Regions from separate parts of the Mus musculus genome. Here region 1 is linked to region 2. The links are chromatin loops, found by intact Hi-C in ENCODE. Cell type or tissue: left cerebral cortex. All regions are shown on one strand. Links, peaks and the distances in the headings refer to the core of each region. The heading gives the core; the rest is flanking DNA. Region 1 holds the start of Gm26812 (a long non-coding RNA gene). Region 2 overlaps Zfp469 (zinc finger protein 469).

Evidence for each region. Hi-C counts contacts between places; a loop is a spot of excess contacts. Peaks named below come from ENCODE experiments on the same cell type or tissue, not always from the same donor. Only the 100,000 strongest peaks of a DNase experiment are listed, where the experiment ranks them.
Region 1: a loop joins it to region 2, with 2.8 times the contacts of the local background. A loop is called at or near these places in 3 of 42 quality-filtered maps.

What each region holds. Positions count from the first base shown.
Region 1 is chr8:121,842,200-121,857,150 of GRCm38, forward strand. It overlaps Gm42048, which reads left to right. Exons shown (of 4, transcript XM_030243893.1): 3 at 833-984; 4 at 1,493-1,703. It overlaps Gm26812 (a long non-coding RNA gene), which reads left to right and starts at 9,666. Exons shown (of 4, transcript XR_879277.2): 1 at 9,666-9,781. In left cerebral cortex, for the core only: CTCF peaks have their summits at 7,948 (motif pointing right) and 8,954 (motif pointing right); DNase peaks (open chromatin) are centred at 7,961 and 8,960; H3K4me3 peaks cover 364 bases; H3K27ac peaks cover 366 bases.
Region 2 is chr8:122,254,569-122,269,519 of GRCm38, forward strand. Zfp469 (zinc finger protein 469) reads left to right here. Exons shown (of 3, transcript NM_001362883.1): 2 at 4,052-4,117; 3 at 5,372-14,951. The coding sequence starts at 5,499. Among named protein-coding and RNA genes, the nearest start is that of Zfpm1, 20 kb to the right of the region's middle. In left cerebral cortex, for the core only: a CTCF peak has its summit at 5,000 (motif pointing left); a DNase peak (open chromatin) is centred at 4,981.

The DNA.
Region 1 (14,951 bases), core at 6,647-9,146, 410 kb before region 2:
GGCTGATTCTGCCACTGTCTTCTGCAGGTGTCCTGTGTGGTTGAATAACTGGTCTATTGGAAACTCACTGTTTAGATTTTCTATGGCAATACTTCTCAACCTTCCTAATGCTGCAACCTTTTAATACAGTTCCTCATATTGTGGTGACCCCCAACCATACAATTATTTTCCATCCCTGTGAAAGGCTCATGTACTCCCCTAGGAATTGTGACCCACAAATTGAGAACCACTGCCCTATGTCCTTATATATTGTTGTTGAAATCTTCTACTTGTTTGAGTCAAATCCAGAGATGGGAAATAGTATAATTTCCCACCATAGGAAAGATGTATCCACTTATTCTCTGTAAACAACAAGCATGTGCTTGAAGTGTGCACGTGTGGCTAAACGGGGACAGACAGCTGCTGGGAGACAGAAGGGACACACGCTCGCCCTGGCCTCTGGGAGGGTACAGCAGCTCAGGCTGGAGAATGGAGGATAAGCAGAGAGTTCATGAGTCTGGGAGTTCCAAACTGGAAATCCATGTGCAGGTGAGTGCATGAGTGCATGTGTGCACATGTGAGCAAGTGAGTGCACATGTGTGCGAGCGAGTGCATGTGTGTGCAAGTTAGTGCAGATCTGAAGGAGGACAAAGGGGACACTAGTCCTGCAGAAGCTGGGATTACAGGCAGTTGTGAGCCACCTGGGAACAGAGCTCAGGTCTCTTCGTGGACATACAGTATCTCTTAACCTCAGACCCAATTGACCAATCAGGTAAGCCAGCTCTTTGGTTTTTTAAAAAGATTTGTTTGTTTGTTTATTTATTTATTTATTTATTTATTTAATGTACATGAGTACACTGCCGCTGTCTTCGGAGACACCAGAAGAGGGCATCAGATCCCATTACAGATGGTTGTGAGCCCACCGTGTGGTTGCTGGGACTTGAACTCAGGACCTCTGGAAGAGCAGCCAGTGCTCTTAACCGCTGAGCCATGTCTCCAGTGCCAGTAAGTCATCCTTTTTAAATAAACATTTTTCAAGCTTCTTGTTATAGAGTTGCATATGGTTACCTTCTAAATAAAAGAATAAGATGACAAATAAAAGTGTAGAATTAAATATGCAATGGCCTATATGTCTGTTACGAGGCCACCACAACAGCTGCAAAACCACCTCTACCCCCAGAAACTTCCCTGTACTCTTATCTAGCCTTCCCCTCTGTATCCCTGTCCCAGGGTGCTCACAGGCAGTGATTACTTATCATTCTCAGGATGTTAGAAATGCAGTCATAAAGTGGACACCTTTGATGAGGACCTTTAGGACTCTGGCTTCTTTCACCGAATCTGATTGTTTTGAGAGTTGCAGGTTTACCTGTGAGTGTTACTGTTTCAATTCCCCATTCTCATTTTCATTCTCTCTCATATTCTCTCTCTCTCTCTCTCTCTCTCTCTCTCTCTCTCTCTCTCTCTCAATCTCCCTCCCTCCCTCCCTCCCTCTCTCCCTCCCTCCCTCTCCCAGGCCCCTCTTGTGAAAGGAATCAAACTCAGCGCCTCCTGCATGCTAGACAAGCACTCTACCACTGAATCTCCATCAAGCCTAGCAATTCTCTGTGTGCAAACAGACCGTCGTCCCTCATTTATCGCTGCACCACTCGGTGTGGATTTGAGCTGCCAGCTGCTTCCAACTTGAAGGTGTATTATTACTAAAATCTCTGCTTTGAACAACCTGAGCATGACTCTTATAGATATGTGCTTTCATAACTTTGGGCGGGTGTTTAGGAGCAGAGTGGCTAGATCATAGCTAGTTTTGTGTGTGTGTGTGTGTGTGTGTGTGTGTGTGTGTGTGTGTGTGTGTGTGTTCATGTAATCCTTTAACTGCCCAACCATTTTTCTAATGTGACTAATAGGTTTTCTTTGATGAAGAAATAAGTCAATTTGGGCTGGAGAGATGGCTCAGTGGTTAAGAGCACTGACTGCTCTTCCAAAGGTCCTGAGTTCAATTCCCAGCCACCACATGGTGGATCACAACCATCTATAACGGGATCCGATGCCCTCTTCTGGTGTGTCTGATGACAGTGACAGTTTACATATATATATATGTATATATATATAATGAATAGGGGGCTGGAGAGATGGCTCAGCAGTTAAGAGCACTGACTGCTCTTCTAGAGGACCTGAGTTCAAATTCCAGCAACCACATGGCAGTTCACAGCTACAGTGTACTCATATACATAAAATAAATAAATCTTTATGCACGCCTTTAATCCCAGCACTTGGGAGGCAGAGGCAGGAGGATTTCTGAGTTCGAGGCCAGCCTGGTCTACAGAGTGAGTTCCAGGACAGCCAGAAACAGAGAAACCCTGTCTCAAAAAAAAAAAAAATCTTAAAAAAAATAAATAAAATGAATAAATCTTTAAAAAAAAATAAGCCAATTTGAGCTGAATTCAATGAAAAAAGGCAGGTTCGTTTAGGAATGGGCTCCCAGGTAAGTTCACCAGCCTCAGAAGAGGAGACCAGAAAGGGCAGGCTTACAGAAGTAAAGGTTTTGATAGACTGTAGGCAAAAGAAAATGACTTGTCTGATACATGCTGGGCTTGTGCAGGGGACGCTGCATGGGGGCGGGGGGGGGGGGGGAGGGGGGTTGGGTGGCTGGTGACTTCAAATGAAGTGTGTTGGGACAGCTGTCAGGAATGAGGAACTGGGCCCTTTGTCCCTCTTTCTGTTCAGAGGCTTTCTGAGTGGGCAGGGTTGGAGAGAGAGAGAGAGAGAGAGAGAGAGAGCGGAATGAAATTTGCGGGACCACTTCGGGGAGAGAGGCAAGCTGGGGACTCCAACAGGACAGTGACCACACCATGTCACATCTCCAGTAACGGTAGAGAACAACAATCCTCTTGGCGCCAAGACAGACATTTTACCTTGTGTCACCAGGGTTGGAGTTTGTTTTTCCTCAGGACTGTGGATCCTGCTACTGCTTCATTTTGAAACAATGTTTTCAGTCTGTAACTTAAACATACTGGGGTTGTTGTTTTAAATCTTACAAAGTGAAGAAAAACAAAGCAAACAATGAGGGAGTTTCAAAGTCCCGTGTGGACTGCTCTCAGTCAGGAAGAGCCTAAGTTAGCACTGAGGGAATTTCCCGCTTGGATTGAACAGGGTCTTCACTTAGCTTCGCCCTCCGCTCCGTGATGCCGGAACCCTCCTGCACTCTTACTTATTTGCTTTTAGCATGGACTTTTCTTTCCAGCTCCACCTGGAACCCAAGTCCTAGCACAGGTCAGATAAACGCTCCTCCCCTGATCCTGGTCCTCAGCTCTGCCCCCTCAGAATTTTGTGCCCCACTCCCTTAACAGTAGGTCCCACTGACCTGATAAGGATGCAAGGAAGGAGAAGGAAAACAACCAGAGCGTCAAGGTAGCTCACACTGTGGAGCAGACAACACAGCCCAGGTGTGTATGGTAGATGCACAGTGCTGGGTTCCAGGTCATCCCGGGCCACAGGGAGAATCAGACTGAGATGTATGGGGGGTGGGAGTGGCTTCCAACCCTTGCCCACTTCACCTGGCTTCTGCACAGCCCTAGGCTTCCAGGATGTGTGTGGTCTGTGTTCTGAGTGCCTAATAACGTGTCTCTGTGCTGGCTGGTCTTATGTCAACATGACACACAGACTAGAGTTATCTGACCGGAGGGAACGAAACTGCTTCCATAAAAATCCAGCTGTAAGACTTTTCTTTTTTTCTTTTCGAGACAGGGTTTCTCTGTATAGCCCTGGCTGTCCTGGAACTCACTTTGTAGACCAGGCTGGCCTCGAACTCAGAAATCCACCTGCCTCTGCCTCCCGACGTGCGCCACCACGCCCAGCTGACTTTTTTTTTTTTAATTTAACTTTATTTTATGTGCACATGGTATGAAGGTATCAGATCCTCTGGAACAGGAATTAGAGATGGTTAATTGGTCCTCTGGAAGAGCAGCCAGTGCTCTTAACCACTAAACCATCTCTCCAGGCCCAGGAAGGCTGCCTAAGGGGGAAAGCCTAGTCCATTGTGGGTGGGGCCATCCCTGGGCTGTTGGTCCTGGGTTCTAAGAAAGCAAGTTGAGCAAGCCAGAGGAAGCAAGCCAGAGCGCAGCATCCCTCCATGGTCTCTGCATCCGCTCCTGCCTCCAGGTCCTGCCCTCACATCCTTGGAGGATGAACAGGAACATGGAAGTGTAAGCCAAATAAACGCTTTCTCCCCAACTTGCTTTTTGGTCATGGTGTTCTGTCACAGCAATAGTAACCCCGAGTAAGGCAGGTAGAAAATACATGTGCTTTGTAAACTCACCTGTCAACTGTCTGCCTATGTCCATGTTGAAGGGACCCTTGGGAGACCAGGGCATTGGACTGGTTTTGGCAGGATGCCAGAGGCCAGCAGAGGGAACAAGAGTCTTCGGCACACCTGGCAGAGGTGTCACGCGTGCCCCCACGTTGCCTAGCATAGGTTTCCTAGCAGCTCCCGAGGACATGGTATTTCCAGGGACCACCCCATTCCTCAGGGACCACCCCATCCCCCTGACCCATCCTTACCTTCTCCTCAGACCGGAACAAAAAGAAAAGCAGAGGAACGAGAGTTCCTGATCATGAAGTTGATACCAAAGTCTCTCTTCTTACAAAGTGATGTGTGTGCCTGAGTGTGTTTGTGGGTGGGTGTGGTAGGTGGGTGGGGTGGTGTGTGAGAGTGTGTGGTGTGTGAGTGTGTGTGTGGGGGTAAGTGTGTGTATGCATGTGGGAGTGTGTGTGGTGTGGGAGTGTGTGTATATGGTGTGTGTGAGTATGTGTGTATGAGTGTGTATATGTGGTATGTGTGTATATGGTGTGTGTGAGTGTGTGTGTGGTGTATATGTGTGAGTGTATGAGTGTGTGTGTGTGTGTGTGTGTGTGTGTGTGTGTGTGTGTGTACATGCATGCCACAGCACATGTATGGGATTCAGAGGAGCTCTCACAGAAGTTGGCTTGTCCTTTCCACCTTGTGGGTCCTCACCTTTGCCCACTGAGCCACCTGCCCAAACCAATACCAGATCTTTAAATGGCCATGTTCAAGGTCAGAATCCATGATTAGTGATGAGACCAGTATTGAGACATAAGTTTGGGATCCTAAAGAAAAGGCCAGGACTCCTGCTGACGTGTCTCAATGAGGCCAAACCTGACTCTTGCTCAAGAGGGAGCAAGGAAGAGTGAGCAGGCCCACAGGGCAAGATCGCCAATGCGAGATGACCTTTGTGTCTTTACCACACTGGGTGGGATCCGACCACACGGTCTTTCGAAATTGGCTAGATTTAAAAGAATCATTACAAAGGAAAGGGGGAGGAGGAGTTTGCCACTTGGGTCACTAAACTTCCAAGAATGCAGAAGCGCCCAAAATCCTGGAAGGCTTGGGAGATAAAAGATTTAAAAAAAAAAAAAAGACTTACTTCCTTGTTGTCAACTCAAGTCTCAAGTTCACGTGTTTAAATGTCTGATAGAAAAGACAAATGTTTAGCATACCTTACACTGTCAAATCCCACAAAGAAGGAAATTGTGTCACCCTCAAAATGTAGGTAGAAGCTGGGCAGTGGTGACGCACGCCTTTAATCCCAGCACTTGGGAGGCAGAGGCAGGCAGATTTCTGAGTTCAAGGCCAGCCTGGTCTACAGAGTGAGTGCCAGGACAGCCAGGGCTACACAGAAAAACCCTGTCTCAGAAAAAAATATATATAGGTAGAAAAAAAAAAAAAGCCAGGTGCTGGTGGTGCTCGCCTTTGATCCTGGTGCTTGGAAGGTGGAGGCAGGAGGATCTCTGTGAGTTCCTAGCCAGCCTGGTCTACAGAGTGAGTTCCAGGATAGCTAGGGCTACACAAAGAAACCCTATTTTAGAAAAATGATAAAAGTAGCCGGCTTTGAGCCTCCAAACCAGTTCTGAGCATGCGCACCGGCTCTGCTCCCAGCTAAGCCTCATGTCTTAGTTTTGCTGACAACTGTGTATGGCTCTCGGACTTTGAAAGCAGAAGGCTCCACTAGCATCTGATGTTAAATAAGCCAGTCGCATATCTGATACAGTCCCTCGGGGCCTGGTAGGCATTCCCTAAGCCCCTTTATGAGCTTTTTCTTTGAGAGTCTTTGTTCACTGTTCTTACTAACATCTTACAAATAGGGAAGAGTTATGTCCTGGAGGTACAGAGGTGACTAGAGACAGAGGGAGGGGAGCCATGGAAGAGAGAAACAGCCCGTGGGGAAGTACAGCAGCTTTTAAACCATTCTCAGTACTGTTTGAGGAAAGCCTTCAGAGGGGAAGGCTCGCCTTCCTTGAAATCAGACGGTAGGAATTCATTCCCGAGGAATCTTTCAAATGTCACCCACTCTGCAGCCAGCTTCCTGGTGCCTCTTATCGATGCATCTCTGCTCCACTTCATTTCACCAGTTCCTTGCCAGTTGCATCATTCACAGACTGGGCCAAGAACAGGGGATGTGGCTAGCACCCTGCCCGGAAGGGAAGTTTCAGAACTGGCTTCCACGAAGAGCAAACACCTGGCCCCTCCAGTGGCCTTGATTGGAACCTTCAGACAATCAGTAAAAGAGAACCTCGAGGGGAACTGAGAGTCCGTGACTGTTTCCACAGCCCTGCAGCTGATACTTAAGGGCGGCTGCCAGGGGCCATCAGCATGTGTGGTGGTGGCTGTGACATCACCGACGTGGAAAACTAGCTGGCTCCTGAGGCAGGCAGGGAGAAAGCACCAGGGGCTCCAAACTGTGATAGGAGTGGTGTTTTAAAAACTAACCTGCTGGAGAGATGGCTCAGTGGTTAAGAGCACCGACTGCTCTTCCAGAGGTCCTGAGTTCAATTTCCAGCAACCACATGGTGGCTCACAACCATCTGTAGTGGGATCCGATGTCCTCTTCTGGAGTGTCTGATGGCAGTGACAGTACTCTGTCATATACTAGATAGATAGTGTACTCTGGTATATACTAGATAGATAGATATCTAGATAGATAGATAGATAGATAGATAGATAGATAGATAGATAGATAGCTATCACCCGTACCTTTCATGCCCTGACTGAAGCAGTCTATCTTTGATTACTTTTTTTTTTTTTTTTTTTTTTTTGAGACAGGGTTTCTCTGTGTAGTTCTGGCTGTCCTGGAACTCACTCTGTAGACCAGGCTGGCCTCGAACTCAGAAATCCGCCTGCCCCTGCCTCCCAAGTGCTGGGATTAAAGGCGTGCGCCGCCACGCCCGGCTTGCAGTCTATCTTTGAAAAAGCAAATTCACCCGCAGCAACAGCACTCTCCTTCCTCTCGTCCTGCCAGCCTGATTCCCTGCCTGGGCCTCTATAGAACAGCTGCACTTAGGGGACCTCCCAGGCTCTACTGGAGCAGACCTGGGGGAATACCTGGGGGAATACTCCCAGGAGGAAATATCACTCTACAGTTTTCAGTGCATGGGGTACACTACACATCAGGACACAGTCTCCTCACAGTGGGATCACAGGCAGGAATTTCTGTGTTTTGTTTTTAGGATTCTAAAATATGAAATATAATTACATTATTCCTCCCTCCCTTTTCCCCTTCCTCCAATGTCTCTGTTTTCCCTTGTTTCTTCTCAAATTCATGACCTCTTTTTTTTAACTGTAATTGCTACACACACACACACAAAATACATAAGAACAACCTTATTGGTTCCTTTATTGTTGCCTGTATATAATTTCTAAGCCAACCAGTTGATATGAGGGGGAATCTTTTTTTCCCTGGGTTTTGAGAGCGGATCTGGAGTAGCCCAGGCTGGGCTGGACTTCACTATGTAGCAGAGGATAGCCATGCTCTCCTCACCCCTGCCCCCTAGCCGCCATCGGGATTACCGGCATATGCCATCATGCCTGCTTGCTGTTTCTATGACCTTCGAAGCTATTTCCCAATTTACAAAGTAATCCTGGTCTACCCTCAAGATGAAAATGTTAATGACAGCGCTGCAGCCAGCCAGCAGAGGGCAGCAGCCACACACCTCATCCACCACCAACTTTGCCTCAGGAAGCTCACAGAGCTACACTTTGGGGTATGGCAGAATGGTGAATATATTAAAAAAAAAAAAAAAAGCTCTAGAGGAAGGCAGAAGAATCCTAACATTTGGGAGGTGGAGGCAGGAAGATCAGTTTAAGGTCATCCTTGGACCAACTTGCAAAAAGAAAAAAAAAAAAATAAGAAGAAAGAAAACGAAATATTCACCTCAAGAGACACAGGTAGGTGGGTTCCTGTCTGCATGGTGACTTTTCTGGCCCCGTTCTTTGGGACCCGTGAACCCTCCTGAAAGCTGCCCCCAATAAACCTGCCTTTATACTTTTAATTCGACTTCAATCGGCTTACTTAAAGCCAGAGGTTCGTGTCAGGTGTCTCCTCTGATTGCTGCCACGTGAAGCAGAGTCTCCTACTTCAATCAGGCAGGGTTTACCAATTTGTCTAGTCTAGCTGGGTAGCTCTACCCAAGCATGCCCCTGCCTCAGCTTCTCAAGAGCTGGGATTTCAGGCGGGCCACCTCATTTGCTAGGCGTTTACATGGGCGCTGGGTCCGAGAATTCTACTCCCCACTCTTCCGAACCATCTCCCTAGGCCCCTTTCGTTGTTTGTTTGTTTTTGTTTTTACTTTTTACGTTCATTCTATTTATTCTGTGGCTAAGTCCCTGCACGTGCCCTGAGAGTCAGAAGGCTGAGACCGAGGGGTCGTCGGTCCTGGGCCCGGCAACAGCTGCGAACTTCCTGTGCCACCAGCTCCTGATCATCAGGGGCCAGGCGCACGCGGATGTAAGACAGGGTCCCTGAAACAATGAGCCATCAGGCCTCAAACAGGGAGAATCCCTTGTGGCTTTCAGGTGCTGAGAGCTGACTGGCACTGGCGCGACTTCTTCGGTCTCAGCTTACGACAGGGCTGATGCAACACCCTAAGGAAGTTAGGCAGCAGCCCCGAGCCCGCAATGCCTCTGTTGGCCACCAGGGGTCAGTGTAGCAGTTTCAGAAGGGGCTCGGGAAGCCTTGTAGACACAAGAAGCAAATATTGCATCATGCTGATGGGGGAGGCGGGAGGGAGGAGAAGGGGAAGGGGAGCGGATCCTGAAGCAGCTGACAGCAAGAGTGAACCTCAAGCCGGATGCTTTTATCTAGTAAAAGTGTCTGTTGTCCCGTAGTGTAGACGCTAGATGCACGCTATCACAGAGGAGATGGGGCTCACCTGCAGGCCTGTCTATTTGGGAACCAGCAAGGCAGAAGCTGCAGGCTTTTCTGATTTCCCCACATCGCAGGCTCCCGACAGTGTAGGAGAAACATTTTGCTCTATGGTTCTGAAGAGGGACTGAGGAGTAGACTTGGTTACAGTTTTAAAGAGTAACAAGAAGACTTGCCATTGATGTCCTGGTACTCACACAGTGGGGTCCCTCTTCCCAACACACTAGACAGAGACCACAAGGTCTCCCTTCATCCAGTCTGGCAAGCCAGCACATGGGGGCTCTGGGATCTGGAGATGCCTGCCTGGTTTTCCCCCATCGAGAAGGGCGCAGACTCAGGAAAAGACCAGCTCAAGCCTAGGAGAGAGCTGCTAGCCACAAAAATCACTGCCCGTCAAATATCTCTCAGGTGTCCATGGAAACAGGTGAACTACTGTTTGCTCATCTGTCTTGAAAATAAACAGTGTCGGAAGGATGAAGGAGTGGGGGGGGCCATGTGCCCCATGCAGAGCAGAGGCAGATGTGTGCTCGTGTTAATCTAACCTTCACCTGCATCTTCGTCAGGAACGGGTAGGAAGAAACAGACACTGAGTGAGTGCCCTCTGTACTTCCTATCAAGAGAACCCTGTGTCCTCCAAGGACACCCTAATCTGCCCTACTCCGTCTCCCTGCCTGGCACCCCCACTCCTGTTACTTGCTTCCTAAGTTTCTTCTCAAGGCTCATTTCCACTGTTTCTAGAAAACAGTGTACTCACAAACATAAAATAAATAAATAAAGGAGGAGGAGGAGAGGACCCTCAGCTGAGTATCCAGTCGCTCTCCCAGTCAGTTGTATGCAATTCTACCCTAACTTCACGCGGCCTCAGGAGCCTAGGTTCCAGAGGATTAGGGAAGGGTCTCTGTGGAGGGCTGTGGAGAGCCATTGTCCCTGCTGAGTGCAGATCCTCCTGGGGTGACTGCTTTAAGGTCCCCTGCCCATGAACCCCACAAGCTCATTGGTTCCCCTGGGTGACCTTTGGTGTACTTGAACTTTGGTTTGTCACTGGGACCTTACAAGGAGGGTAAATGGGACTTGTTTCCCACTCACACACCCACACATCCAGGGCAAAGATTCTTGCTGTACATTGGCATAGGATTTAACAAAACCAGAGATAAGTTTAGTGACAGCCCTGGCATTTATCCTGCCAAGGGTACTGAGACAGCCGGCTAAAGCCGTGCTGTCTGAGGGTGGGGTGTCTGCAGAGGAAATACTGACGTAGCTGGAGGTGTTGGTGACTGAAGCGTATGTAGTGTAGAGAGGAGTGAGATAAGAAACTAAGGTGGAGCCACCTGAAGGAAGGGCGTCTGTGGGGAGACCCCTAGGATGGCAGTCGTCTAAGTAGTAGAACGTGATGGGTGTGGTCTGCCCCTGAGTACTGGAATGCTTTGAGAATGTAGCCCAGGTTCTAGAATCACTATTAGGGTGGGTGCTTGAGAGTATTAGCAAGTGGCTGCAGAGGATGCCTGTCTGTGATTATGAGCAGTAAAGAATAGATCTGAGGGGCTGGAGAGATGGCTCAGCGGTTAAGAGCACTGACTGCTCTTCCAAAGGTCCTGAGTTTAAATCCCAGCAACCACATGGTGGCTCACAACCACCCGTAATGAGATCTGACGCCCTCTTCTGGTGTGTCTGAAGACAGCTACAGTGTACTTACATATAATAAATAAATCTTTAAAAAAAAAAAAGAATAGATCTGAAGTCAGTGTGGCTGCCCAGAGGGAGGTTGCATTGTATGTTTACAGGAACAATTACAATGGAACAGTTAGGATGGGTGGAAGGGCCAGCAGCAGGCATCCTCTGTATTGATCTCTCTATTGAAAACTGGATACACAGCAGGAGGAAGTGGATTTGTCAGCTTATAGGATCCTATGTTGAAAGGACAGAGGGTATAGGATTACATCTATGCTAAGGAGCCACTCCCAGCAAGTGTTGGAGAGTAGAGAAGGAAGAGGCAGGGTAAAGGTGATCCTGTGAAGAAATGAAGAGAGAGGTGGCAGATGGTATTCTTTATCCCAAGATAGGACCCTTAGCCAGATAGGACCCTTAGCCAGATAGACCCTTTGCCAGAGGGTAGAGAGAGGCTGATGTAGCAGAGCCCCTGGGACAGAGTGTGGGTCTCACTACGCAGGTTGCTATGGAGGAAGAAACACTTGTGGGACAGAAACCCTAACAGCAGCAGTGAGGGGCTGAGGAGGAGCATGCAGGGGGACTGCTTCGGAGGAAGAACTAAGGCAAAGCCAGGTCCTGGGACAGGTCTGTAATCTCAGCTACTTCTGAGGCTGAGGCACAAAGGACTGTAAAGCACTCTGGGCTGCAGAGTGAGTTCAAGGCCAGCCTGAACAACACCCTGAGGCCTTGCCTCAAAAAACAAACTAGGAAGAGGACTGGAGTTGTAGCTCAGAGGTGGGACGCTTGCCAGATAGTTTCAAAACCCTTTGTTCTATCTTTGGCACAGAGAGAGAGAGAGAGAGAGAGAGACAGAGACAGAGACAGAGACAGAGACAGAGAGACAGAGACAGAGACAGAGAGACAGAGACAGAGACAGAGACAGAGACAGAGACAGAGACAGAGAGACAGAGACAAAGACAGAGAGAGAAACACTAACAGAGATAAAAAGATACAGAGATAGAGAGACACAGAGAAAAAGAGACAGACAGACAGAAAAAGAGATACAGAGAGATACAGAGAGACAGCGAGACAGCGTTCTTCCTGTCAGTCCATCACTAACTCAGGTCTTCTTGAGTGAAGGTCTCTAAATGGAACTGACTGGTTGATCAGGCTCATTGGTTGTAGCGAATGGAGCCCTCTGATCCCCAATGCTGATCATAGGGGAGACTTTCCATGTGGGGAGGACCCTGGGGACCCTGTATTTCCCACTCAGTCTTAGTGGAAGCCTCCATCAGAAAGAAAGCTGTCAGCTCTCCAGAATCCTCCCATGGCCGATTCATCCCAGTGAGTGCTCCACCACGCAGCCATGTCCCAGCCTTCTTCCTCCCACCTTATTCTTTAAAACATTTTTTAAAGCTTTATTTATTTTACATGTGGGTTTTGTCTGCATGTATGTATGTGCACCACATGTGAGCCTAGTGCCCTCCAAGATCAGAAGAGGGCATCAGATCCCCTGAAACTGGAGTTACATATGGTTGTTAGCTCCATGTGGGGGCTGGAAACTGAACTGGGGTCCTCTGCAACAGCAGCCAGTGGGCCATCTCTATAGCACCTTAAGCCCCCACCCCCTCTAGCCCAGGCAGGCCGCAAACTCTCCCTTTTTCTATCTGTGCGTGCGTGTGTGTGCTAGTGCATGCGTGCCCATATATGTGGAGGGAGCCCAGTTTGAGTGCCATTCTCCAGGAGCTGTCCACCTTGTTTTTGGAAACTGAGACTCACTAGGACCAGGGACTGCACATTAGGTTAGGCTAACTGGCCAGTGAGTCCCAGTCAGAGATCTGCCTGGCTCTGCCTTCCCAGTACTCCCTGTAACAAAAGCATGCCGTGGCTCCCTGGTTTGGTCTTGTTTGTTTAACATGGACTGTGGGGATTCAAGCTCACTTCCCGGTGCTTGTTTGGCAAGTCCTTTATTCATTGAGCCATCTCCTGAACCCACAGTCCATGGGCTCTATGGACGGGAACTTCTGATCTTCCTGCCTCCACCTCCTGAGTATTGCAGAACTGAGCTACTGTGCCTCGTTTATGTTGTGCTTGGGACTGAATCCAGGGCCTCACACACACTTGATGAGCATTCTACCAACTGGGTCACAGTCAGGACTCTCAAGGTCATTTTCAATAGGATCCCAGAGTCAGTCAGCCACACACACCCTCTGTCTCTCTCTTCCCCTGTCTCTCTGTCTCTGTCTCTCTCTTGTGTGTGTGTGCACGCACACATACACACATGAGCACATGTATGCATGCATGCAAACAAGCATAAATGCTAGATAGTGAGGTGATTCTAAAATGTAATAGAAATACAAAGAGCCAAGAGACTAAGAATGCTAACAGGAAGGTGGCTACCCCTGAGCTATCAAGGAGCACCATGAATGTTCCCCCATGAGTGACAAGGCAGCAGCGTGCTTCCCATGAGAGCCAAGGCAGAGGTGTGTTACCCATGAGTAGTCAATGTCCAGGCAAGATGATGGATATGTGCCCTTGCTTCATTTCTGCTGCTGTGATAAAATATCCTAACAAAAACCTACTTAGGGAAGACAATGTTTCTTTTAGGCCCAAGTTCCAGGTTCCCATCCATCATTATGGGGCTGTGAAGGCGTCAGGAACTTCAAACATCTGGTCTACCCCATCCATAGTCAAGAACAGAGAGAAATGATTGCTTTCCCTGCTTGCTTGCTTGCTTGCTTGCTTGTACTCAGCTTTATCTCTCCACCGTTATATAGTCTGGAATCCAAGCTTAGGGAATGGTGCCACCCACAGTGGGCTGGATCTTAACCTTAATTAACATTATTAAGACAATCCCCAATAGGCCAACTCAATATAGTCAGACAGTCCCTCACTGAGACACTGTTCCCGGGTTGTCTAGGTTGTGTCAACTTGACAATTAAAGCTAGTCACAACGTGCAGTCTCACTAGAGCACAAGTGGATGTCCCTGTAATCATAAGAAGTCTCACTCTTGCATGCTTCGTTTTATAAGGAAGGAAGGAAACAAACAGGATGTATTCCTGAGCTTTTGCACACCATTTCAGGTCACAGATCCTATGGCTCAGACTCAAGGCTCAGATTTGTGGAAACTCAGCTCCGGGCAGTCTTGAGACCCATCACCTGCCAGGACAGATGACTGCCCTTCAGCGCCCTATCTGAGCCTTGGGCTCCTACGGCCTTGTTGGTTCCTTGTCAAGGTTTTGTTGTCACGGAGATGCTTTTGCTTCAAAGGAAAAGCCAAACAAGCCGTGGTTTGTCTTTTTTATGGGCAAACAAATCGGCTGATCTTCAGATCAGAGCTTGACGTCAGGAGTGACTGCTGTTCTTAGCTCGAGGGAGGAATTAGAGAAAAGACTCCTAGCTCCGCACCGGGCTCTTCTTGTCTGCTGCCCAAGATGTTTGTGAAGCCAGGAGAGCACCACAGAGACATGACAAGAATAATAAGACAGTGTCACCATCCGGGACGGGTAGGCTGTTCTGCAGACTTGTTCCGTCAGGCTAGGGAAGTCATTAATCCTCTGGAGCAAGTTCCAGCTCTCTAGGGTCCCTCTGGCTGTTTCATTCTTTGGGAATTAATGTGTTGGACATAGAGAGGCTTAGCAGGCAAGGCAGGAGAGGGAACAAGATGTGCTGGGCTTGAGCTGGCCACGTCCACTCTAGGTGCTGGAGCCCAGGGTGCTGCTTTGTACAAGGCGACTGGCAGGGTTCATAGGCTGGGTGGCATGCAGAAGGAGGCACGGAAACTGGTGGTACAGAAGCAAGCTTGCCAGGATCCTCCAAACACATTCATCCGTCTGCCCTACAGTGGGTATCTGCTTATAATCTTCAAATGTCGCTGCCTGATACCTCAGACATTATTGCCATAAAAACAAACAAACAAAAACAAAACAAACAAAACCAAACCATTTTCCCTCCTTGACCAGGCTGAGTAACCCCTTGGTGATATATGTGCATTTGTGTTTGTTCACATGTGTAGGTATGTCTGTGTGTGCAACAATAGTGGTGGATGTGGTGGTCAGAGGCCAACCTCAGTTGTACATCCTCAGGTGTCATCCACATTGTTTTTGGAGTTG
Region 2 (14,951 bases), core at 4,057-6,556:
GCACTCGGAGGCTTCCTTCCTGAAGCCAGGGCAAGTATGTAGCCCTAAGCAGGGCCAGCCCGCCCACCTTCGCTCACCCTCCTCCAGCCTCTGTGGACCCTCACATCCTCAGGAAACAAAATTATGACCGCTTGAAAAGAGGGAGCTAAGACTGGGGCTGAGATGCAGCAGGGAACAGAGGCAGTCCCCGGGGAGCGTGTTAGCCTCATCCCTTGGAACACGTGTCCCGAGACAGGCACAGATGACCACCAGCTTACACTGTTCCAGGGTGCCTCTTAGGGAGTGCAGAGACTGTCTCCTGTCATTAACCTCAGATAGCTTCAGTCTCAATGTCAGTGACCTGGGAGCCTGCAGGAAGGCAGGAAGACACCCCAGCCACCTCCTGCCGACCCTCACTCTGTGTCACACACCAAATCGTGCAGGCTGCCTACTGCATGCCCCAGCCCATCCTAGGGCTCTAGTCTAATCACCCCAGATAAGACCACTGAGAGAGTCAGGCAGAGCAGCCAGTATGGTCGTGGAAGGCACCCTGGGCTGTCACCCCAAGTGCTGGAGCTGTGGAAGGCAGGTGCAGCCTCCTCGGTAAACATGTCCACTCCACCAAGAGCCCAGTCTAGAGCAGGGTCCACGGTGGCCTAACTCGGAGCTCCCGGGACCATTGAGCCCCACCTCTGCATGAGAGGATGCTCAGATGCAATGGGAAACGACACCCGGGCTAAACTTGGCATGGACAGGGAGAAGCGAGCTGTGCACCAGAGCATATGCACACGCCCTCTTGCCATTTGATTTAACCCTATGGGCCTTGGGACCTAAGAAGCATAACCAACTAGCATGGGCCCCGGAGAGCCAAGTCGTGAGCTTGGGCTGTTGCCATGCTCACTCTGGTCAGAGACGGATTCCCAGAGATGGTGGTGCCCGGTCTGAAGGCTGGTCCTGAGAAGCTGTGCAGTTGGCTGAGGAACCTGAGTGCAGAGTCACCGAGTAAGGTCGCAGCAGTCCTGTGCACAGCCGATGTATAGAGTCTGGATGAGCAGAGCGTCCAGCCTCAGGACCAGCATCATGCCTCTGTAGCACAAAGGCACGAGGAGAGGGTGGCTGGTACCTGGCCTTGCCCCACGCCAGCTTCCACCTCTGCGCGGCGGTGCAGCCCTGCCTTCAAACAGGAATCTTGCCTTGCCCACCGCTACCCTCCTTGTCATCTTGGACAACATTATTGTCTCCCCCTCACACACACACTCCCTTATCTCCCTCCTGCTAAAGGATCTCAAATATGCACCCCGATAAGGCAGCACGGCCGCCGCTTCCCAGCTCCTTCCCAATGCCAGCCTCTACTTTCCCCAGAGTAATTAAGATAAATGCAGCTGATAATGGGCGCTGTATTCTTAAGCCCACCCTCTGGGCCACATCGCAGATATAATTTTACCTGCGGAGGTTTATCGTAGTACTCAGGTAACAGTTTGTGAGGAAAGCGGCAGCGTTTGAAGAAACAGGAAGGGGGGATCGCTGGGAAGAAACATCAAGGCCTTGCGACTGCAGCCCCTCCCCCGGACACGGGGCGGCCCAGGCAGCTGAGAGGGGCTGCAGACTGACCTGGAGAGGAAAGGAATGCCCCACCCCTCCCGGGATGCTGGTGCCAGCTGGGAATCTAAGGTTTGGATCTCTCCTCTAGTTCAAAGGGGTCCTGGCTGGGTGAAACCCACACCAATATAACAGCCCTGAGAGGCTTTGCCAAGAGCCCAGGCAGGGAGAGCCCAGCTCATACTGCCTGTGGCCCTTGCACTTGCACAGGGAGCCAGGGGCTGGTGCTCTAGCCCTAGGGTACTGGTGGCAGAACAGGGGTACAAAGACCAAGGACAGAGTGGACTGAGCAACTGAAGACTGAGCTGGAGAACCTGGGAGCAGCTAGGATGGAAAAGATGAGAATCCAAGTGTTGAGATAGACCCCAGGGTTTGTTGAGTGCCAGAGAGACAAGGACACATGATGTCTGCATTTATATCACTGCTTGACAGTGTTCCCATTGTGTCATCTTGGGCAAGTCCCAGACCTCTCTCAGCCTTTATTTCTGCCATCTATAGCCGTTTGTTGCCTGTCTTTCCAGTAACCTGGAAGCCATGAGTCAACCACACACCTCATGCCAAGTATGGCACAGCGTCTGGTGCAGATATACTAGTGGATGGAGGAAGGATTGGTGGATAGATGGATGGATGGACAGACGGATGCATGGAAGGATGGATGCATGCATGGATGGAATGATGGATAGACATATGGATTGATGAACAGACAGATGGATGGATGGATTGATGGATGGATGGATGGATGGATGGATGGACGGATTGATGGACAGACAGATGGGTGGATGGATAGATGGGTGAATGGATGGATGGACAGATACACAATGGATAGATTGATGGATGGATGAATAGACAGATGGCTGGCTGGTTGGATGGACGGACGGACGGGCGGACGGACAGACGGATGGACGGACAGACAGATGGATGGATAGATGGATGGACAGATATATTCATGAGTGGGTGCAGGATAGATAATGGATTGTAGATGCATGGATGATAGATGAGTGGTGGAAGGACGAATGGGTAGACAGACGGATGGATGGATGGATGGATGGATGGATGGATGGATGGATGAATAGATGGACAAACATATGGATAGATGGATGGTCAGACAGATAGATGTATGAATGGGTGGATGGATGAACAGATACAAAGATGGGTGGGTGAGGAGCAGGTGGGGGGTGGATGGAAGGATGACAACTGAGTGGACACATAATAGGTGACAGATGTGAGGTGGGTGAATAGAGTTCTCTGCGACCCCCTGCCAGCCTCCATGTCTTCCAGCCTCTGTTCCCCATCTCAGAAAAAAGGCCTCAGCCAAGCCTCTATAGTCTGCCGCTGTAAAGAGTCGCATGTCCCTCCTGGGCATGTACCACCATCAGCAACAGCAGTCCAAGACAGGCCCACAGGGTCAGGAGTGTAGGTGTGGCTGGTGTCCCACAAGGTTGCAACCCAGTGTTCTTGGTGGCCAGAGTCTCGTCAGAGCCTCAGCTGGGGCCAGGTCCACTCCTTAGGTGGTTCCTCACATGGCAAACCTCAGCTCCTCACCACATTTTCTCTCCAGATAGTCACTCTATGTCTCAGCTGTGCAGTCAGAGAACTGGGGTATGACCTGGGTCGGAGAGCCCAGTACCCTCATTACCACCAGGATCTGTCCCTTAACAGGTTGTTACATTCAACCTGTTAGGGATGAGGTTAAAGGGCACTTACCTCTTATATATTTTTAACATTCATGTGCTCAGCTTGTTTGTTTGGGGAGGAGAGCGTGCCCCAACGCACATGTGAAGGGCAGGGGAAGACTTGCAGGACCTAGTTCTGTCCACCATGTGGTTCTGGGGATCAAATGTGGGTTGTTGGACATAGTGGTAAGTACCCTTACTCCCTGAGCCATCTTAGCAGCCCATCTGTATTTAAAACCACACAGACAGCATCTGGCCAAATTTGGAGTCCCACAAGCCACCCCTTCAGGTCCCCTTTGCCATGTGCAGAGGCCAAGGTAAGAGGCTGCCCAGCATCCCTGAGGGCTCTAGACCTGGAGGCAGCCATGTGGGGGTACAGATGAGTATAACTAACAGGATCTTTATGTGGGGTGCTATGGAGTGAGCGGACACGAAGGCTCACACGCAGTGGCAGCAAGCAAGGAGCAAAATGCCAAGCCGAAGATGCCCAGGAGTGGAGTGCCCTGGTGGGAACCCGATGTGCTCTTTGGTGCTGACAGGCAGTTTGAAGCCATGGCACTGGGCAGGCTGAACAGGTCCTGGGCTGCACAGTAGCTGGAGTGCAGCTGGGGCCGAGCGGCTTGCTCCACCCACTGGCATTTACTCTCTCCTTCTCAAGACACATTGGAGAGAAGCAGTTAGCTCTCTTGGGGCTCCCTGCTCACATGGGACCAAGCAAGGATAATCTGGGGGAGACAGAGCATCCCGGATTCTAACACATTGCCCTCTCTCTCTCTATGTGTGTGTGTGTGTTTCTGCAGACAAGAAGGTCCCATTCCTCAGGCAGTTGTTCAGAAGAAGACCACTGAGGGGCCCCAGATACCCAGGTATGTGATAAGCACAGCTAGTGTGTATGGAGAGCCACCACTGACTGGAGAAGGTGGCTTGTCCTCCAGGCTCCCTCCACCCCAGCATAGCAGCTCCTCAGACAATAATTGGGGGGGGGTGTCAGCAGCCTCCCCCAGGCTGTCTGGAGCTAACAGGCTGTTTGAAACTACAGCTCTGAGCAGGCTAGATGCTGGCATCACCCTGGGACCCCGGGACTAGCCAACCTTCCGCTCTGACGGTTCCTGGAGCATGTAGTGGCCAGGGCACAGCTATGGTATTCTGTATTTACCTCACCACCCACCCACCCACCAGCGGAGCTTAGTTCTGCCCTAAGATACCTTCCTGAAGCCAAGATATCCACTAGGAGCCCCACCTCCTCTTCAACCCTCAGTGAGAGCTCCTGTTCCTAGGCAGTAGCATCACCCATGGGGCAGGAGCTGTGTGAGGGACCCTGGAATGCCTAAACCTGGTGTGACATGACTGAGTTCTGCAAAAGACTAGGAGGTGCCCCTTTGGAGGACCCACTCCCTTCACTAGCAGTGAGGCCTTGGGAAAGTGGTCTGGGTTCCTTACCCATCATCAGAGATGACAGAAGTGATTCTGACTGTCTATCTCTGTGAGGACATTCAACAGTACAACACTGGAGTTACCACCATCAAACAAGGCCTTCCCAAGGACTGCCCATAGCAGTGAGGACCAGAGGAGGGGAGTAGACCCTCCTCCAGGTGGGTAGGCTGGAGAGGAGCCTGTGTGTGACAGAGGATGAAGCCCTGTCACCTCTCCATCCCCCCTATCCCAACCAAGTTTACCCTGTTCTCTGGGCTTTTGTGGTTGCTACCCAGTGTGAGGGGTATGCTGCCCACTGCTGGTAGGCACTGGAACTGCATCTACCCTGAAGATCTGGGATAGGCCTGCCCTAAACTAGTGGGGCCTTTGATTCCCTGCAGGTAGCTATTGGGACTTCTCTGCAGAGGCAAGTTGTCTTCTCTGATACCCAGACTCCTCTCCCTTTCCCACTTTCTCCCTCCACTTTGCTCTATACCGCACTAGTATTCCTGGCTCCGCTGGTCAGAGCTCCTGCTGTACAAGCTGCCCAGCCTCTTTTCTGAGACAGGGTCTTCTAGGACAGCCACACAAGTGATTGCTGCTTCTGTCCACAGGAGGGTACAAAGTCTAGCATGGGATCCCTGGCCCTCCCTGCAGGAGATCCAGCCACCATGACCCTGCAGCTCATTTCTGTCTTCTCCTTGCAGGCTCCACACAGGACCATGAGTATAGGCTTCCGTGAGCCCCGCCAGGGGGTGAGGATGGCCAGGCAGCCCATTACCTGGGCTCCTCCTCCAATCACTACATCCTCCTAGCATCCGGGACGGCGGGGCCATGCCAGGAGAGCGGCCCCCAACTTTGCCCAGAGACTTACAGCCCTGCCAAATTGCCAGGAGTCTAGGATGCCCCTCTCAGCACCCCCTCAAGGACCACGGCTCTGCCAGCAGGACCACCCAGGGCATGAGAGATGATGGCAGCAAGGCCCAAGGTTCCCCGGAAGCCCAGCTGAGTCAGGCCAAAGATGTGGAGCAAGAGGACCTGATCCTGAGAGTGCAGGCCCCAGCAGCACGGAGCTATGCACATGTTTACCCATGGCCGGCCAGCAGGATGGAGAGCGGCCACCCCCAGCTCCACAGCCTGAGTCCTTCGAGGATCAGATGCATCCTGGGTGAGCCGCTCAAGGATCTGCGTCATGAAGCCCCCCAGGTGTCAGATACCAAGGTTCCTCAAGGCCAAAAGACCAGAGCCCGCCACAGGCCTGGCATCCCAAGGGCCAAGGCCCTGCCCTCCCCAGAAGAGAATAGCTCCCAAAGGTGCTTTCAGGAGGCCTCTTCCAGCTTTACCTCCACCAACTGTACCTCACCAAGTGCCACCCCCGGGTCCTTACCCCGGAGGGCCCCCCAGAGCGATGGCACCAGCCCCCATAGGCATGCTTCTGGCACTAACCTCCAGGCCATTGGGACCAACCCCTGGCCTCCTGCTGCTGAAAACAGCTTCCCAGGTGCTAATTTTGGGGTCTCCTCTGCAGAGCCCAAGCCCTTCCCTGATGGCAGCAGGCCTAGCAGCCCCCAGGGGGTCTCTGCCCCCTACCCCTTCCCTGTAGAGACAGTCCAGCATGAGAGGGCAGCTGAGACAATGTTGTTCACCTTCCACCAGCCCCTGGTAGCATGGTCTGAGGAGGCCCTGGGTACAAACCCTGCCTACCCATCCCTGCCTTGCAACCCGGGCCCGTCAGGGGGAGCCAGCGCTCCCAGTGATCTCGGAGGTGCCCTCTCACCACCTGGTGCTGCTCGCTTGCTCCCGAGCCCCTTCCATGATAGTTTGCACAAAAGCCTGACCAAAGGCATTCCTGAAGGGCCCCTTCCCGCTCGCGATGGGCTGGGGAGCCCCAGAGGCCTCCCAAATCCTCCACCCCAGAGGCACTTTCCAGGGCAGGGGTATGAAGCGAATGGGGTGGGTACCAGCCCAGCATCGCTGGACACAGAACTGCCCACCCCTGGGCCACCACCCACCCATCTGCCCCAGCTGTGGGATACAACAGCAGCTCCTCCTTACCCCACGTCTACCCTGGACCCTGCAGCTGCTGCCAGGACTGCCTTCTTCGAAAGCCAGCAGCAGCTCTGCCTCCCCCACAGTCCCCCGCTGCCCTGGTCCCCGGTGCTTACCACCCCTGGGCCGAATTCCCACCAAATGGGGGTACTGAGCCAACTGACATTCCCCAGGGGGTCTTCTGAGTGGCAGGGGGACAGCCCGGGAACCCTGGGTGCTTTGAATACAATCCCCAGGCCTGGAGAGTCAGCTCTCAGGAGCAGCCCAGGCCAGCCAAGCAGTTCCCCAAGGCTGCTAGCCTATGGTGGGCTGAAGGACCCTGGGACACAGCCCCTGTTCTTTGGGGGAGCCCAACCCCAAATGTCACCCCAGGGGGCCCTCAGCCTGCCCCCACCTAGGGTGGTGGGGGCTTCACCCAGTGAATCTCCTCTTCCCTCACCTGCGACCAACACAGCCAGCAGCAGTACCTGTTCATCTCTGTCACCGCCATCCAGCAGCCCAGCCAACCCCAGCTCTGAAGACAGCCAGCAGCCTGGACCCCTCAGGTCCCCAGCCTTCTTCCTGCCTCCCACCCATTCCCAGGAGACCAGCAGCCCCTTCCCTTCCCCAGAGCCCACATACACCCTGCCCACACGCTATCAATCCGAGACAGCCAAAGCCTTCCCTCTCCCCACAGAGGGACCAGGGGCTGAGGATGCCTTCAAGAGCCAGGAGGGAGCCCCATTCTCCCACAAGAGCCCCTCACTGGGCAGAGACGGGTTGAAGGGCTTTCCTCCAGAGCCACCACCTCCACCGCCACCGCCACCTTACTCAGCCCAGCACTTCTCCCTGAGCAGCGCCAGCCTGGACCAGCTGGATGTCCTACTGACCTGCAGACAGTGCGATCGAAACTATAGCAGCCTCGCGGCCTTCCTGGAACACAGGCCACTCTGCAGCCTCCTGTTAACCAAGACCAAGGATGGCTCTCTGCAGCCCCCAGGGCTCCCCACACCCACCACCACCTCAAAGGCACCCACCGATGCACACTCGGCCTTGCTTGAACACAACCAGACTGTCCCCTTCCTGCTAACCAGAGATGACCCAGCTGTCACCTCCTTCCCACTCCCCACCTCGGACCTTGATATGGAAGATGACGCTAAGCTGGACAGGCTCATCACCGAGGCTCTCAACGGCATGGAGTACCAATCAGATAATCCTGAGATAGACAGCAGCTTCATTGATGTCTTTGCTGATGAGGAGCCTTCAGGCTCCAGGGGGCCCAGCACTGGGCATCCCCTCAACAATCAGGTGGGATCAATTTCCAAGAATGGTACCCAGCCCCAGCTCCCATCCAAAGCTGCTGTGCCAGAACCCCAAGCCCCCTGCACTGGAAACAGGAGCCACCCAGCCCGAAACAGGCCCAAAACCCGTTCCCTGGGCCTTGCATCTGTACAGGCAGATGCGACCACCCTGGTCAGGCAGCAGAGGAGAGGGAAGCAATTCAAGTTGTTTCGGAAAGAGCCCGGTATGGCCAAGGGTACTAACAGTCAGGCCAAAGCCATCTGCCTGAGGCCAAGAAAGAAGGGTCACAGTGCAGAGCATCCCCGGCCCCAGGCTCGCAAAAGTCAGACTCGCAAGGGCCACGCTCGTGCAGATCACAGCATCTCCAGAGCCACCTCCAAAGAGACGAGGAGCTCCAAGCACCTGCAGCTGCCCTCTGGGAAGGACTCCAGGAAGAGGAGGGGGCGGGGCGGCTCCTGGAGCAAGGAACTCATCCACAAGATAGTGCGGCAGAAAAACAGGCGCCACGGGCAGCAGGCACCACGGAACCAAGTCTCCCATGTCCCCCCGCTGCCTGGAAGACCACCTAGCACCCAGGAGGGCAGGCTCAGCGGGCAAGGCTGTGCCTCTGAATCTGAGGAAGAGGCTGGTATGCAGCAGCGGCGGGATTTGGGGGGTCCTGCCCAAGGCTGTTCCCCCCACAGCCGCCAACGGTGGCGCCAGGGCAAGAAGAGGAAGAAAGAAGATTTGACCCAGAACCCAAGGAAGGTCATGCGGCAGGAGGCTGGTGAAAATGGGGGCTCTCCCACTCCAAGGACTCAAAGCCTGTTGCCGAGTTCGGAAGCTGGAGAAGTCTCTGTGGAAAGAGGACTTGAGCATCGTGGCCATCCCATAATAGCCCCAAAACATCCTCCCCGGGTCCTCGCCACCACCAAGACCCAGGAGAAAAACCATGCAGCCCTGGACTTCCCCCAGGAGGGCGAGAAGCCTGAAGTTGCTGCTGATACCACTGAGCTCAGAGAGAGACCCAGTTCTCCAGCTCACTGTGGTGGGGAAAGCCCCAGACCCGCTGCTCCAGTGCCAGCACGGGCTGGCAGTCCATCAGGGAGCCACCCTGAAACACTATCGGGAAACAGCGTGCCAGTACCAGATGCAGGCTGTCTTCTGGGCACTTCTGGATGCATGAAGCCCCCGACTTTGCATACCAGAGAGGACTCTGCCTCCCAGCCTGGAAGGTGCCTGGTACCCATCGATAAGCTGGCAGACATGTTCTACACTGAATCCAGCCTCCCGGTTTTCAAGAACTCGAGTCCTGGTTGTGACCCTGACCACTGTGACAGGCGCTCTCTAGAGTGTCCAGCTGCCAAAAGAGGATCCCTGCCTAACAGTGACACCTGTGAATTGTTCCTTGGATCCAAGGACCTAGCCTACTGTTTCCCTGACGATCTGTACACCAAGCCTTTAGCTATGGACCCGTTGCCTGCCCGAAGCTGCTACCTTAGCCAGGACAGTATGGAGACCCTTGAGTCAACACCATCCAAGAGTCCACCCTACCCAGTTGAAACAGACCCAGGGAAGGTGCATTCGCCACTGACCTTAGAGTCCACATCCCTGTTTGCAGGGCTGCCTGAGGACGGATTTGACCCACCACTCTATGACAACTTGTCAGCAAACAGGGTCACCCACGGACCACTGGCAGGTCCTGACCCTCTCCCTAAGAAACCTCTGGCAGATCCTCTGTACCCGCCATTCTTGCTGCTGGAGGAAATTTCTCCGGTGCTGCCTGGCTCCTTTCCTGGTCTCTCCAAGGGAAAGACAGTCAGCAAGCAGTGTCCCTCGGAACAGACGGTGCCTCCCCGCCCTCCCGCTGTGCCTGAAAAGGGAAGTGAATGTAGCAATCTGTGTGAGGACGAACTGGAGATCAAAAGATTGGTGACTGAATTAGAAAGCCAACTGCAGGGGGAAGGGAGCACAGTGGGCACCTCGGGAGAACCGGAGGAAGCTACACAGGAAGGCAAGATGGACACAAGCCCAAAGCAGGCCTCCCTTCTACCCACAAATCCAGCCACCTCAGCCCAGAGGGAGCCAGCAGAAGACATTACAGGTCTTGAGGGATCAAGTTCACATCAGGAAAGGGCCCTGAAGAACCCCCAGAAACAGTGGCCCTACCCAGCTTCCTGCCACACAGAAAAAGCAGCACCTCCCTGTGGTATCCAGGAGAACCCAGGATGCGGGGCTCCCCTCAGCCTGGAAGGATTCACACTCGGTCTTCAGAGAACTCGGGAGACCATTATCCCCGACGCAGACAGTCAGATCCCCCTAAGTGACCGCCTGCCTGACTCCAGCAACCAACAGGTGGCCTTGCTGCATGCTGGGAGTTTAGCCAAGGACAGCCCGAAGCATGGGCTTTTGTTTCCTAAAAATAATGAAGCCCCTGGGACCCAGAACTCGAATGCCCCACCGCTGCTTCCTGGTAAACACACAAGAGGACATTCTCTAGACCCATTCTGTGAGGCCCAGGAGCCCTGCCCAACTTCCCCTGCACTGGAAGGATTCAACAGCCCCAGTGCCCACCCGGCCCTAGAACCCAACTTGATACTTAAGGGTGATGAGGAAGTCACCTCCCTTCCAAGTGCCAGTCTCAGCCATGGCTCTAAGGGTCACTCTGAAGACCAGGCAGGGAGTTCTATAGGAGCTGTGCTTAACAAGCCTATTGCCAAGGACCTGGACTTTAAGGGGGCGTCTGCACCTGCAGGGACCTCTCCACAATCCACCCTTCAAAGTGGTGGTAGGGCTTGGTCTCATCCCGTGCCAGATCCTCCCTGGGAGCCCAGTGCCAGCATTGGACAGAGGCGCCAGGACCCAGCCTGCTGTTCCTTTCCTCTGCGTCAGGTCCTGGATGCTACAGCCAAGAGCAGAGAGAACGCCCAGGGCCTTCAGTCTGGGGACCCCTCAGTGACAGGAGGGGCCCGTATGAAAGAGGACTCCTCAAGGGCTGTAAACGTGTCAGCTCTTCCTGCAAACATCCAGAAGCAGCTGAGGTCCAAGGCAGATGGACGTCTTGGCTCGCCTAGTCAACCTGAAAAGATCAAGGGCCAGGGTCAAGCCAACAGACTCCAGCCAAAAAGCTGGAGGAGCCTGGAGGACCCAGATGCACTCAACAAGGTCAGTGCCCATTTGGAAGCTAGGCCGGCCAGGGGCAGAAGGCCACGCCAGGGGAACAGAGCAGCCCGGGGCCTTAGGAGACAAGCACTGTTCTCCACCAGCCCCACCGACCCTGATAGCACATCCTTGCTTCCAATCCAGAAGGCTTGCCCTCTCCAGAAGGAGCCTGCAGAGAGAAGCCCAGAGAAGGCCGCCAGCCCACAGCCATTGTTTAGCCAGGAGAATCCCGCTCCCTCCAATAGAGACCTGGCCGCATGTGTCTTCTCCACCAGGCCTCAAGCCACACCTACTCCCAGTGACCTTGAGCCGATGCCCCAGGAAGACCCTGAGACCAGAGTCAAGCCTAGTAAGCCACTAGCACCTTCCTCCTACAGAGACCTACCCAGCCCCGATGATCAGCCAACCTGTCCTGTCTTGGTACCTCTGGGTGCCAGTTATGGCCTAACCACCAAAGAGGCTGAACCCCCAGCATCCCCTACACTATTGGTGACAAGCTGCTGTGGCCCTGAAGAGCCTTTATCCCAGCACTCTCTGCTGGGGACCAGCAGTCCCAAGGACCCTCCCGTAGGCTCACTTGGCTCCATCAGTTTCTCGGCCCCTGTATTACTAGAGAGGAACAGCCCCAAGGGCATCGCAGTAAGAACATTAGAAGATTCTGGAAAAGAGGAGCTGAGGCTATCTCCTGCCCATTCCTCCGCTCCTCCCCTAGGGGATCCCAGCTCCCCTAAAATGACCATCGAAGCTGCCCCTCTGACCAGCATTGCCCCCAAAGATGGCCTAGATTCAGGTGAGACACTTGAGGTGCCAGCCCCCCACTGCATGGGAGCCCCATCCCTCAGCAACCCAGAAAGGACATACTCCAAGGGCCCTTCCTTAGGGCCTGTGAGCAGCACTCCTTGCCCTGGCCACGGGGAAGGCCGCGGCATTATAGCTGTGCCCACAGACCTTGCCACACTGGAGACTACAGGGCCAGACTCTCAAATCTGCCAAGAAGATGGGGCAGACGTCAGCATCAAGGAACAGGACAACCCAGAAACACCTGGGACAAGACACTGCAATGTGACAAAGGTAGCCAGAGCCAATGCCCGAGGCATGCCCACAGGGCTCCACTTGACCCTAGAAACTCCTCTGAGCGGCACATCCAGCGACTCCAGGTCTGACTCTCCTCAGTACCACATCAGTATCTCCCATCGCCCTCCCCAGAAGAACTTCTCCGACCCCCAAGACCATAAACGGAGGCCCCGTGGACTGAACAAAAAGCCAGAGCATGCAGAGCAGACCCCAGCTGAGCTACCCGAGACCTGCCAGCTCTGCTCAGCCTCCTTCCGCTCCAAAGCGGGCTTAAGCCGGCACAAAGCCAGGAAGCACCGGCCACAAAGGGAACCTAGATCCCTGCTGAGCCCCATGCCTGTGCCTGCTTGCCAGCCTTCAGATCCCATGACCAAAGCATGCCAGACTCCTGGGAAGAAAAGCCACAAGGTGTCTGAGAAGGGAAGACCGAGTCGCCCGGCCCTGGGGGCTGGCCGCTCTTCTGGACCACCTCCCCTCCAGGACACCATGGGTCCTGAGATACTAAAAAGGACTAGTGAGAAATCTGAGGGAGCTGGGACACTAGACACTCCCCTCAGCCAGCACCCACCCACCCTAGGCCTCAGTGAGCAAGGAGAGAGTGCAGAGGTTCCTGCCTCAAAACCAAGGAGAGCAGACAGATGGGGAACAAACCAGCTCCATCCTGACCAGACAGAAGTGAGGGGCAAGAGGCAAGGTGGACAGCCTGCCGATTCCCCCAGCCACCCAGAGAGGAAACCTAACAGGAAAGGGGTAAAGCTGAGGGCAAGGAGGCAGAAGCATGGTCCCGGAGGCACTACCCACGTGACTTCAGACCTACCAACCGCCTGTGGCCATCCTCTCATCCCCCTGAGCCTCTCGCCTGAGGGAGGATGCAGGCCAGCTGTCAGGCCTCCACCTCCATCCTCCACAGGAGGACCCAGAGCACTGGAAGATGCTGAAGACGTTGGTCCAGGGGCCCTGTGTACAGAGGAGGTACCAGCACAGAAGGCCCCCCAAGAGCATCCGGTCTGTCAAGGGACGATAGAGAAGGAGCATCCGGTGGAACAGAAGGCCACCTGGACACAGTGGTTCTGGGGACCAGAAGAGGCCACGGCATCGGACATTAGTGGAGAACCTTCACGGGCTATTGAGAGCCAGCCTACAGAGGACCACACAGGAGTCAAAGGCAGGTCCGATGAGGGCACTGGGAAAGGGACACCTGACTTACCTGACAGGACACACAGTTCTGAAGTGGACAACACCATCAGTAGCTACCCCCAGGGACCTATCAAAGACCCGGAAACCCAGAATGAAGTCCACGGGTCGGATGGCGCCCCCAGCCCAGAGCAAAGGGACCCTCCAGACTTGTTCGATGATGACATCTCCTTCTCTCGGCTCTTCCCCCTGGATGGCCGCCTCACTCAGAAGAACCTACGAGTCTATGGGAAGCGCTGCCAAAGGCCAAAGTGCCCATCACCGAAGGAGCCCATCGCTGAGGTGATAAACAGTGTCTCACTCGGCTCCACGCGCCTGCCTACCGATCTCAGTGACTCGGGCTCTCTCTGCCTGTCCCGAGAGGAAGAGGATGTGTGGGATGATGAAGTCATGAGTTTGCCCGAGTCCCTCCTCCTCGATGGCCTTCTAAGCAATAAGACACCTGGCCTTGACCCATGGACCCCCAGCCTCAGCCTGTGGGCCCTGGAATCCGACAGGCAAACCAGCTGCGTGGAGGAGAAGCCTTCCTGCTTGATGGAGAACCAAGATGAATGGTCAGAGCCCATCCCGCAGCTGCACATGGTCCCAGCAGCCTGGCGGGACCTGGAACACTGTAGCCCAGCCTGTGAGACAGCCTCTTCTGTTGGAGACATGAGCCCGGAACCCCCTAACCTAGAAAGGGAACATGACAACAGGCCTCCTGGAAATGCCAGCCTGCCCCCACTTTACGTTAAGGACTTTGAGGCTCTCAGCACCCAGCTGGAGATACAAGACCTGTGCTTTCTGAGACCCTGTAGTGACCTTGTTGAACTCTCTAACCCAGGCGCCCTAGACTTCCAGGTCACAGCAAATTCACAAGGCCCTCCAGACAAAAGAATGGAGGGAACTGCCCGGGCCAGACGAGCCAAAGGCAGAGACCTGCGGGTGAAGGGCAAGAGGGCCTCCTACAAGTGCAGGGTGTGCTTCCAGCGGTTCCATAGCCTGGGCGAGCTGGATCTCCATAAGCTGTCGCACAGCCCCTCGCCGCCCCCAACTTGCTACCTGTGCGTGGAGCGCAGATTCAGTTCCCGGGAGCTTCTACGGGAGCACTTGTGGGAGAAGCACGTGCAGGGCAAAGCAGGGCCGTGGGCCTGTGGCATGTGCCTGAAGGAGGTGGCTGATGTCTGGATGTACAACCAGCACCTTCGGGAGCACGCAGCCCGCTTTGCCCGAAATGGCCAGGCGCGGCGAGCCTTAGGAGACCTGCCCGGGTGCTTGGAAGGGGAAAGCGCCCTCACGCACTTCCTGAACACCATTGTGGAGCGAGCATCCAAACCCCAGAGGACCAAGCGCTCGATCGGCAAAGACAGTAGGGAGCCATCAGAGCAGGAAGGAGACGCTGGAAAGAAAACCCCAAGAAGGATGAAGCGCAAGGCACGTGCCTCGGTCACCCCCAGCCAAGATGGCGCCGAAGGAGGCAGCCTATCCGTTCTGACCAGCAGTTCTGCCACCTGCTCTGACTCTGCCAAGACGCCCCCCGCCCCGTCCCCAGACCCTTGGTCCCACGGC